2 separate regions of the Homo sapiens genome follow, and region 2 is linked to region 1. Evidence: chromatin contacts called from ENCODE Hi-C or POLR2A ChIA-PET data. All regions are on one chromosome and are shown on one strand. Each heading gives the region's core, a stretch centred on a gene start or an enhancer-like site at or near the end of the contact. The rest is flanking DNA. Distances are from core to core; before and after follow the strand shown.

The links. A loop is a pair of places that touch in the nucleus more often than their neighbours do. ChIA-PET counts read pairs that join two places held with the same protein, here RNA polymerase II (POLR2A). Pooled maps may share reads with other maps.
Region 2: a pooled map shows a loop between it and region 1 (4-fold over the local background). The contact joins two enhancer-like sites. A Hi-C loop is called at or near these places in 1 of 168 maps with a recorded cell type or tissue (naive thymus-derived CD4-positive, alpha-beta T cell), 1 of 37 single-sample maps with no recorded cell type and 11 of 50 pooled maps. POLR2A ChIA-PET finds 5 or more read pairs at or near these places in 4 of 52 experiments (H1, PC-9, T-cell and 1 more).

What each region holds. Positions count from the first base shown.
Region 1 is chr14:75,257,471-75,262,807 of GRCh38, reverse strand. No RefSeq gene overlaps it. Among named protein-coding and RNA genes, the nearest start is that of FOS, 19 kb to the left of the region's middle. RefSeq lists enhancers at 3,247-3,506, 3,687-4,665, 2,513-5,087. Within about 2 kb of position 3,732, at least 37 of the 41 ENCODE cell types and tissues checked have a DNase peak (open chromatin) inside an H3K27ac peak, as active enhancers do; they include PC-9, where a contact is called at or near this core.
Region 2 is chr14:75,538,298-75,544,466 of GRCh38, reverse strand. The region is part of intron 2 of BATF (basic leucine zipper ATF-like transcription factor); the gene reads right to left. Among named protein-coding and RNA genes, the nearest start is that of BATF, 19 kb to the right of the region's middle. RefSeq lists enhancers at 4,863-4,912, 5,203-5,262, 5,333-5,382 and a silencer at 5,613-5,827. Within about 2 kb of position 2,411, at least 24 of the 41 ENCODE cell types and tissues checked have a DNase peak (open chromatin) inside an H3K27ac peak, as active enhancers do; they include PC-9, where a contact is called at or near this core.

The DNA of each region.
Region 1 (5,337 bases), core at 2,483-4,982:
TTGGCATAGGGCATATCAAATCACATAGATGGGCATTTATCCAGTCTCTCTATGAATTACATCTCTTGACACTTGACCTTGACACTGCTCCATTTACAGACCACCTCATCTTGCAGAATATTTTTAAACTTTAAAATACCCTCTGACTTACGGTTTTTGAAGCCCTTCCACAAGCATGACCTAGTATGACCCTCCTAACAGTCCCGAGAGGTAAGGAGGCCAGGTAGCAACATCTCCTTTTTTTTTTTAGAAGGAATTTCGCTCTTGTTGCCCAAGCTGGAGTGCAATGGTGCAATCTTGGCTCACTGCAACCTCCACCTCCGGGGTTCAAGCAATTCTCCTGCCTCAGCCTCCCAAGTAGCTGGGATTATAGGCATGTGCCACCACACCTGGCTAATTTTTTGTATTTTTAGTAGAAATGGGGTTTCACCATGTTAGCCAGCATGAGTGGAAGAGTGAATTCTATCATGGCTGAGATGTGAAGGAGGATAGTGTGAACCTGGGCCTTGAAAGGCCAGGTAGGTCACAGCTCCTACACATCCTGGCCTGGGCCAAGGCCTCTTCTTTGCCAGGGAAACCTGGCAAGTGGAGGCTTCACTCAGCACTAAGATGGAGAGGTGTTGAGGGAAAATATACCCACAAATAATAATCAAGCATTTATGCAGCATTTAGTATTTCCACACCACCAACTAATAATCACTGTATCATTGCAATCCTCTTGGGTCAAAGCAAACGTGTGGGGTCAGTGAGTTGTCCAGACCCCATTTTATAGATGAGGAAATAGGTTGGGGAAATTAATCATCTTGTGGTTTAAGGAAGTCAGCAACATAGAAGGACATCATGGTCCTTATGTTGAATCTGGTCATCTAAACAGAGAGGCTCAGCCGAAACACAAGGCAGCAAAAGAATATGCATGTGTGTGCGCATGCAAGCATATATGAAACAAACTGCTTCTCACGATACAATCAAAACGATATCTATTTGGTATTTCCTAGACTAAAAATTCGCTGGGTCCCACATCATGGCCCATGACCATGTTTGGGTCAAACAAAAAGAAAGAACTGGCCTGGCCGGCTGTGGTGGCTCACGTCTGTAATCCTAGCACTTTGGGAGGCTGAGGCAGGTGGATTGCCTGAGCTCATGAGTTCAAGACCAGCCCGGGGAACACGGTGAAACCCCGTCTCTACTAAAAATACAAAAAATTAGCCGGGCGTGGCAGTGTGCACCTGTAATCCCAGCTACTCGGGAGGCTGAGGCAGGAGAATTGCTTGAACCTGGGAGACGGAGGTTGTAGTGAGCCGAGATTGCGCCATTGCACTCCAGCCTGGGTGACAGAGCGAGATTCCATTGAAAGGAAGGAAGGAAGGAAGGAAGGAAGGAAGGAAGGAAGGAAGGAAGGAAGGAAGGAAGGAGGGAGGGAGGGAAAGGAGAGAGAAAGAAAAAAAAGAAAGAACTGGCCAGGCGCGGTGGCTCACGCCTGTAATCCCAGCAGCACTTTGGGAGGCCAAGGTGGGCAGATCACTTGAGGTCAGGAGTTCAAGACTAGCTTGGCCAATACGGCAAAACCCTGTCTCTACTAAAAATACAAAAATTAGCCAGACGTTGTGGCAGGCGCCTGTATTCCCAGCCACTTGGGAGGCTGAGGCAGGAGAATCACTTGAACCTGAGAGGTGGAAGTTGCAGTGAGCCAAGATCCTGCCACTACACTCCAGCCTGGGTGACAGAGCAAGACTCTGTCTCAAAAAAAAAAAAAAAAAAAAATTCTAAGACTGGGAGATGGAGAAGGACATGGAAATTTGGAGGTTATAACTGATGCCCTTGGACAGAATCATAAAATGGGTTCATATGCTAGAATCAAATCTAGGCACTTAGATATTCTGTCATCTTTCACCTTCCTCCCCTCTTCTTCATCCACACTGAGAAAATGCCCTCAGTCACCTCTTCCAGCTTTTCAGGTCATCTTCAATGTACAGTGTAAATATTATCTCGTTATTCCTCTTTCAGTGTAACCCAGATATATTGGCTCTCAGAGACCAAGACATGCTATATTCCTGGAAACATAAAGAGAGATGATAGAATTAGAAGGGATGTTTGATGGTCTAAAATGGATCTTATATCCGACTTTCAAATATTCCCTGGCAGTGTCAGGACAGAAGGGAGACTAGCCTAGCAATTTAATATATTTACTGGGTAAATAGTAAGCACTTGCAGTCCCTGACTTAATCAGAATGAAGTTCATTACGATAAAGAGCTGTGCCCTTTGGTCCTGTTTGCATTAAGCAGGCTCTTAATTTCATTTAATTTCACTACATCTCTGAAGGAAATTATAGGCTATAAGGCTAGCCAAAGAGTCGGAGGGGAGGACAGATAGCAAGCATATCCACCAGAGGAGATAGAGGAAAGGAGGTAGTGGGCTAAGATTAGAGCATAGAGGACAGAGATTCCCCTTATCAACCCCAATCTATGAAACTAATTTTACTTTCTTGTTTTTAACTTGACGTTTGTATCAGTCTCTCTCTTTCTCTCTGGGTTTTAGAAACATGTTATCAGGTCATCTAAACCTTTTATGAAACATTTCAGACTTGTACGTGCATGAGCTGGTGAAGATTTATTATATTTGACACCATAACTACAGATTTTAAGGCATTCTTTTAAGCGCAACTTGACTGAAACCCCTGAGGCTAGATCGCTATCTTTTGCCAGATGTTAACTTGGTTTCACTGATGGAAACCCAGGGTAAGGTTAAAACTGTTTCTGGACACATTCGTACCTTGGAATGTTTAACTCCATCAGTATATTAGTATTAGATATCAAGAAACCTGGGCTCTTGATCTGTGTTCATCTCTGTCTTCAATTTCTTTCTGTTTCTATTGGAGAAATCAAATGGTCCCCCCGATTTGAATTAAAACAGGCGGAGAGGAAAGAATAAGATCCAATGAGCCCATAAATAGAAGTACCCACCCAGGTCCTTTGGGATTCTTTGGTATCTATTCAGGTTACAAGAAATCTGCCCATCTCTGGGTGGGAATACGGATAAATGATGTCATTCAACAGAATTAGGACCAGACGGGGAAATGTATCCAAATCCTGCAGGGGGTAGCACTGAATGCAGGCTTTAGATATGGAAAGGCCTCCGAGTGCTCTCAAGCATAAACAAGAGTAACCGTGAAGGCAACACAGTTTCTGGGATGTGACTGAGAGGGTAACGGCACTTCTGAGATGTGCTGGGGGGTGGGAGCAGGGGTTATAACACCAAATATTGGGTTGTGACAGACGCCGGGCATGAGGGCCATAATTCCCACAATGGACTAGAGCACAGTGGAACTATGTCATCTGCTGGGCTGTAATCGGTAGGAGCAAGCTGCACGTTCAGCACGTTTTCTCCTGGATCCCATCCTTGGCGACCGATCTAGACCTCAGCCTCCAGGATCTGTTAGAGAAATAAACAAGTGGGAGACAACAACCAAAACAGCAACACAGTCGAGCGGGCGCGGGAGACGAAGCTCCGCCTTTGGAAGCCTCGGGCCAATCAGAAGCCTGTTGCTGGGGCCCGGTGTTTGGCCGCCTGACGTTCCCATGGAGACGGAAGAACGTTACACACCAAACACTGGCGACGTTGACGTCTATGCATTATATCCATGGAGACGACAGAGTAAACGTCATCCCCCCACACTTCCCCGCCTCCCTTAGCGCCAGGGGCTGAGGGAGCGACGCAGGCGTCGCCGTCACGTGCTGGACGCCAGGAGCGAAGCCCGGTGGGCGGGGCCTGTTGCTATGACTGCAGCTGCGGCTGTTTGGAGCTGCAATTAGAAAGTGCTGAGGTGGCAGTGGAGCCAGAACCGATTCTGGAACAGCTTCTCCCGCCCCCGGGCCAGAGAGGGTTCCCCAGCCCCTGGAAAGCCAGGACACCCCCTAGGCTGTCCCAGCACGCCTCAGCCTCAGGTCCTGAGCCAACATCTCTCTGCGCTGCCTGTGAATCCAGACTGTGACTCCAGACTGAGGGCCAAACCGAGACCACTCCCTCCACCGTCAGTTGGCCATAATTGTCAGGGTGACCTCCCCGACCGACCGTCTCCACCGACCGTCTCCTCCAGACAGCAGCCCACAGAACAGCCACCGACCAAACTGCCTTGCCCATGAGACAGGAGCAAAACCAGCTTAGAAAACTTTCCCACTGTTGGAGTAAAACCCAGAATTCTCCCAGAAAGGAGAAGCATAAGGAACTTTGAATTTATCTTTTATACTTTAAAAGCAGCAGAACTTGAGACATTCATTCCTCGGAGCTTTGTTGAAGAATTGAGGAAGGGGTGCTTAATAATCCCATTCAAGAATAGTTCCTCTGGAAGGGAGAGAAAACTCAGAAATCCCTGAGTACTGTGATACTCCAAAATGGGAAGGCCTGGAAAAACCTAGGTCATTAAAAACTGAAGCTTAAATTTCTACATTGCTTAATTTTGTCTCAACTGCACAAGCCAACAGAGTGTGAGAAATCTCTCTGCGTGCCAGCCTCCCTTTTCGTCACACAACTCTGGAAACAGTTATAGGAAGATTGCAGCAACAAATTGTAAACAAAACCAGGTCAAGAAACAGAGGAGAGGGCCAGGCAGGGTGGCTCAGGCCTATAATCCCAGCACTTTGGGCAGCTGAGGCAGGTGGATCACCTGAAGTCAGGAGTTCAAGACCAGCCTGGGCAACATGGCGAAACCTCCTCTCTAATTAAAAAATAAAAAATAAAAATAAAAATTAGCCAGGCTTGGTGGCGGGCGCCTGTAATCCCAGCTACTCGGGAGGGTGAGGCAGGAGGATCGCTTGAAACCAGGAGGCGGAGGTTGCAGTGAGTCAAGATCGCGCCACTGCACACTCCAGCCTGGGCGACAGAGCGAGACTCTGTCTCAAAAAAAAAGAAGAAAGAAACAGGAGTGAAAAGTTGAGATGACCATGTGAAGCCAGCCAACCTGAACAAAATGTAACTTTTGAATGATAAGGCACAGCTGAGCGGCCCAGACTTTGAATTTTCTCCAAATATCATGATCTTCCATCCTGGCTGAATTTAAATGGTGTCTTTTGTATTTGGGGGAAAGCAGAGGGGATATTATTTGCTGGAATTAAAAGCAAGCCATTTGGGTGAGCACATAGTCTGTTGCAGATGGTGGAGGCATAAAGAGGGATTTCATGTAAATGAATGGCATTCGGAGTTGGCCTGGGCTTTCTGCATTCCTCCACCAACACATATCCAATCCCATTGTCTATCTCTGAGAAATCAGCACCTCAGGGTCCCTTCCCTGTTACTCCATAGTAGCCCTCCCTGGGCCCCCATTCAGATATTTTGCCACCTGT
Region 2 (6,169 bases), core at 1,162-3,661, 280 kb before region 1:
CAACCTCCCGAGTTGCTGGGATTACAGGCAGGCACCACCACGCCTGGCTAGTTTTTGTATTTTTAGTAGAGACGGGGTTTCACCATGTTGGCCAGGCTGGTCTTGAACTCCTGACCTCAGGGGATCTGCCCACCTTGGTCTCCCAAAGTGCTGGGATTACAGGCGTGAGCCACCATGCCTGGCTGCAGAGCTGAATTAAAAAAATAATAATAATTTTTTTTTTAAATCCTAGCCACTAGACTACTAGGGAGTGAAATTTGGATTTTTAACTAGTGCCACAGGTCATTCTAATGATCAGGCAAGTTGGAAAGCACTAGTTAAATATTATTTTAAATTTGTTTTAATTATTCAAGCACTTATTAAATGCCTATTTGTTAATGCCTGGCTCAATGCCTGGCACATAGTATGAACTCAGATGTTTGTTGACTGACAGACTTATGACATCATCTGCTGGAATGAAGAAGGTAACTCAAAAATAGGGTGGGTGGTGAGCAGATGTAAGATAACTTGACATTTAAAATTTGCCCTAAATAGGCTGGGTGCAGTGGCTCACACCTATAATCCCAGCACTTTGGGAGGCCGAGGTGAGAGGATCGCTTGAGCCCAGCAGTTTTTTGGTTTTTTGGGTTTTTTTTTTTGAGACAGTCTTGCTCTGTCTCCCAGGCTGGAGTACAATGGTGCGATCTCAGCTCACTGCAACCTCTACCTCCTGAGAGCCCAGGAGTTTAAGACCAGCCTGTGCAACATTATTGAGACCCAGTATCTACAATAATAAAAATAAAAGAAAATTAGCTATGGAGCACCAGGGGTTGGAGGCTGCAGTGAGCCATGATCATGCCACTGCACTCCAGCCTCACTGATGGAGTGAGGTCCTCTCTCAAAAAATAAAATAAAATAATAAAATAAAATTTGCCCTAACGAATCCATCAGGTGCATGAGCTGTAGGCTAATGAGGTTAATCGGTTATACTGTCAATCATCTTAAACCCCACATCCTGGGGGGGGTCTTTCTAAATGGCAGAGAAGCATATACCAACATGGCCTTGCTCATCAAGCCAGGTTCCATCATCTGTGAAGGACAGACACAAGCATGCTCAGCCTCAACCTGGCATTTCTTGAATGGGGCTCTGAGCTAGAAAGTGTGCCAAGGTCAGTACAAAGGAAGCCCCTCTAAAACGGGGCAGAGGAGTTATCAAGAGCCACGATGATGGAGTCACAGCCCTGCCTTCTGCAAGGTGTGGCCGGCTCATTCATTTTACCATTTGGGTATTTCCTGGCACATCCCAGAAGGAGGGCATCCCCTCTTTACCGAAAGGTAAGATCAAGCAACACGATGAGACTAGGGGGTGTTGGTAAGACGGGAACTGGGGGCCGGGAGTCCTGGCTCCTTCCTCTAGCCCTTTTCTTCGCCCCCTCTGAGAGTTTCCACTGGTGACAACATTTACTGTAAATTCTGTGCTCTGAAGAGCCTGGGCAAACCCCGAGGCAGAAGGGAGGGCCACTCTGACCTTCTCCCCGCCTAGAGGCTGGCCCAGCTTTCGGGAAGTGACAGCGGGTCCTTCCTCCCTAAGCAAGCTCTGCTGAGCTCACTCTAGCTCTGTCGTCTGCCTCCCCCTCCCTGGCTTGCAGATCCCAGAGCTCTAGGCAAAGTTTGTAACCGCTGCCTGCTGCCTCTAACCAGAAAACCACCGCCAGTGATAAGAAACTTGTCTTTACCTTGGGAAGCAAGAGTGCTTCCTGCTAGGGCCCCCAAGAAACCTGCCCTGCCAGCCCAGGGACCGTGCAGCCAGCCTGACACTTATGAGAGAAAGGGTTTGACTTCCCTTGCAGGAGGAAGTGGCTGATCTGGGGCCTCGTCCCTCCATGTCCCTGCTATTGCCCAGTCCCCTCTGGCCCTCCTTGGGGCAGTCATGCCCTGGAAAGGGCTCGCCCAGCTGAAGGGACAACTGGCAAAGGTGGCATGAGAGCAGCTGTTTATCCAGAGGTACAACAGTGACATCCCCTAACAATGAGGGCTGGACACCTAGAGCACAGTGAGGCTGGGAGGAAATGCAGCTTCTCCCATATGCATGTCTTCTGCTACTGAGAGGGGTGGGGGTGAGCCTGCATTTGGGCATCCATGTACCCATCTTTCTCCTATTCAGAATTCATCCAGGTCCATCAGACTCCTCACAATAACGCTCTGTGTGGGATAGGGAAGGTCAGCTGTTATTATCCCCACTCTACAGATGAGGACAACTGAGACCCTGGGACAAACCTATGCCACATACCCTCCAAAATGACCACAGGCTGGTGACAGCTGTGCTATAGGATTCACCTCAAGGCACTTGTTTTCTCAGAAGTTCAGAAACTTTGAGTGTTTGATGCAAAGACTCATTGCCCGCGAGGGAGGCGCAGAGCAGGGCTTGGCTCGGGGCCCTGTGTTCCTTCTCTCACACTGACTGCTTCCCCCGAGAGACTGGAGACTTGAGTGGGCAAAGGTCTCCCGAGAACACTAGAAAGTTGGCCAGGTGCTGTGGCTCACGCCTGTAATCCCAGCACTTTGGGAGGCTGAGGTGGGCAGATCACTTGAGGTCAGGAATTCAAGACCAGCCTGGCCAGCATGGTGAAGCCCTGTCTCTACAAAAAATACAAAAATTAGCCGGGCGTGGTGGCGCATGCCTGTAGTCCCAGCAACTCCGGAGGCTGAGGCAGGAGAATCACTTGAACCTGGGAGGCAGAAGTTGCAGTGAGCCAAGATTTTACCATTGTAGTTCAGCCTGGGCAACCCAGCAAGACTCTGTCTCAAAAAACAAAACAAAACAAAACAAAAAAATAAGTCCTTGGCTACCCTGTTGTCTCCCAGGAGAAAGCTGGGTCTCGGTTTTGGTGACCCACACACAACACAACACAACACAAGATCCCTGAGTCACTCACATTCTTCCAATCATAGAGCTGACCATCTGCCTCCTGGGCTGCATGGAGAGGGGGTCACCTGGCCAGATATTCTGGACAAGGGCTGACTCGAGGCCAGACCTTCCTCCAGACACAGAGCCAGGTCCTGAACTCATGACCACGGTGAGCTCCATCAGCGGTAAATGGGAATAGGAACTTGGGCCCTGGTCCTGGCTGGGTGATCCTCAGTGACTCGATTTCCCTATTCAGCTCCAGTTGCCTCACTTTAAAATGGAAAGACTGGACCAAAACAATGATTCTCAACCTCATCCACACACTGGGGTCCCCTGGGGAGCTTTAGCAATCCTGATGCCTGATTCTGATCTAATAGGTCTAAGGTGTAACCTGGCTCAATTTATACGAAAAAGGTGGATAGAAACCAAAATTTTTTTAAAAAAATAGCCTAGGTTAACTTAACTATCATTTATTTGTTTATTTAATTTTTGAGACAGAGTCTCTCTCTGTTGCCCAGACTGGGAGTGCAGTGGTGCAATCTCAGCTCACCGCAACCTCTGCCTCCCTGGTTCAAGCAATTCTCCCCACCTCAGCCTTCTGGGTAGCTGGGGTTACAGGTGCCCGCCAATACACTTGGCTAACTTTTTGTATTTCTAGTAGAGACGGGGTTTCACCATGTTGGCCAGGCTGGTTTTGAACTTCTGACCGCAAGTGATCCGCCTGCCTCAGCCTCCCAAAGTTCTGGGATTTCAGGCGTGAATCATCCATGCCTGGCCAATAACTAACATTTATTGAATACTTCCGTGTGCCAATCACTCTTTTAAGTATTTTATGGTTATCATTACATTTGATATTTTCAACAAACTTGTGTGGTAGAAAATATTATCTCCGTTTTACAGAAGAGGAAAAACAGAGGAACAGAGAAGTTAAGTCACTGGCTCAAGATCACGCAGCTTGGAAGTTGCAGCACCGGTACTTGAATTGAGGCACTCTGGCTTCAGAGTCTGTGCCCTCCATCCTTTCTTGCCTTTAAAGTCTGTTTAAACGTTATACTGTTTGACAGTTCTCTCCTATGAGATAATTCCTCAGCCCCGGTGGCTTTCCAATTTTATCTTCCCTCTTTTCCCACCTCAGGCAAATCCCTCACCTGTGGGGTCATTTGATGCCACCTACCTCTACCATGAACCGCAAGCAGCTTGGGGGTGGCTAAGGAAGAGGCTTCCTGGGGGCGTGGGAACATTCTGGGAAATCCCCTACTGGAGGGGCTTAGGAGGGGGTCACTCACAGAGCGCTTCAACGATGGGGAATCCCCAGGCAGTTCCCTCACCCGCCGGGAGCCATTAGGGACGAAGACCAAGGACAAGGCTGGCATTTCCTAGCTGGGCCCTGGTGGGGACTGTCCAGGCACCCTGAGCAGGGCTGAGGCTTCCTCCCTACCAGCTCCAGTTTAGTGTCTTGGCCTTCTCCTTGCATTTTCTAATCACAATTTCCAGAAGGGTGAAAATAGTCCCTGTGTATTTTCTCCTCAACAGGACATGTAATCATGTATTGGCAGGGTGACCTTTTGGCTCCCACCTACACTTAAGTGGCGTTCGAAGCTTATCCCTCACACCCAGATATATGTTCAGGCTCCATCAGTTACCAGCCCCTGTACGTCACATGCAGAGGGTGGAGCCCGCCATTCCTGGAGCAGGCTTCCAACTGAAAAGTACGACTCTTCCCAAGCAGCGGGAGGATCTAGGCCCACATCTCCCACCATTCCTGGGGAAATTCACCCCAACTGCTGCCTCTCACCTTATGAAAGGAGAAGAAGAATCACCAAACCACAGATCTTTGCGCTGAATAATGCACGTGTGTGATTCTGGAGGAACCTTCACTTTCATGTCTTAGAGCTGAAGCTCTAGGGCCATAAGCACCTTTGCATTTACAGAAGATTGGCCACATCAGCCGTGCCCTCAGGGACCTGTCTAGTCACAGGGTGAAAAGGCTATCGCCTGGTCCTTGGTTTTCAAGACTATGATTTCATTGCCCTCAAATGTGAAAAAAACTATAGTTTGGTTCATTCAGCGTCCATCCCAAACCCCTTCTGCCTTGCCTTCCTCTAGAAAGACTGGGAAAAGAATTGCTAAAAAAAAAAAAAAAAAAAAAAAAAAATTCCAGCTTACCTTACCTTGTAGCTAGGGGTAGCCATGTGACAGAATTCTGACCAAAGATACGTAAGCAGAAGTACCTGATGGGCGGGAGGGAGGTGAAGGCAGAGCTTCCCTTCCTACCAAAAAGGCACAGCCTGCTCATAAGGACAAAGGCTTCCTTCCTTCAACATAGACTGATGCCGAGAGGCTCGGCACCCATCTCACAGCCTAGAGAATGAAAGCCTCATACTGAGGATGGCTGCTTAGAGAGAAGGAGCTTGGTTCTTCCTTGCTGTAGCCTGGTCTCTCCACTTTTGAACTTCTTGTTACATGAGAAAAGTAGGCCATGATTTGTTGATTCCTCATTTGATGGCTGGTCTCTCACTTGTCTCTGAATGCATGCAATCTTGGCTGATACTGATGCTTCGAGTTACAAAGGTTACCACTAGCAAGATTATCAATGTTCAAAACCAAACAACAAAACAAATAATAACTGCCATCAAAGCAAGGGTTTGAATAGTTTGTTTGTTTGTTTGTTTGTTTTTTGAGACCGTGTCTCGCTCTGTCGCCCAGGCTGGAGTGCAGTGGCACGATCTCGGCTCATTGCAAGCTCCGCCTCCCGGGTTCATGCCATTCTCCTGCCTCAGCCTCCCTAGTAGCTGGGACTACGGGCACCCGCCACCATGCCCGGCTAATTTTTTGTATTTTTAGTAGAGACATGGTTTCACCGTGTTAGCCAGGATGGTCTCGATCTCCTGACCTCGTGATCCACCCGCCTCGGGCTCCCAAAGTGTTGGGATTACAGGCGTGAGCCACCGCACCTGGCCGTTTGTTTTGTTTTAAGCCATCAGGCCACTGTATGTGACAGAGTATCTGTGTACTTACCCACACAATTGCCCCACACTCACTCCACACATTCTGCTCACTCCACACATTCTACTCACTCCACATATTCAGGTACAGACCTGATAGGCTGCAAATGTACTGCTTCTGATTCTCAACCCTGGCTGTGCACACTGCCAGCACCCGGAGAGCCTTAAACAGTCTGGATTCCTGGATGCCAGACCCCCAGAGGTTCCAATTTAATTGTTCTGGAGTGGTTGCAGGCATCAAGACTTTAAAAATGCTTCCTAAGTGAGCCAAATGGGC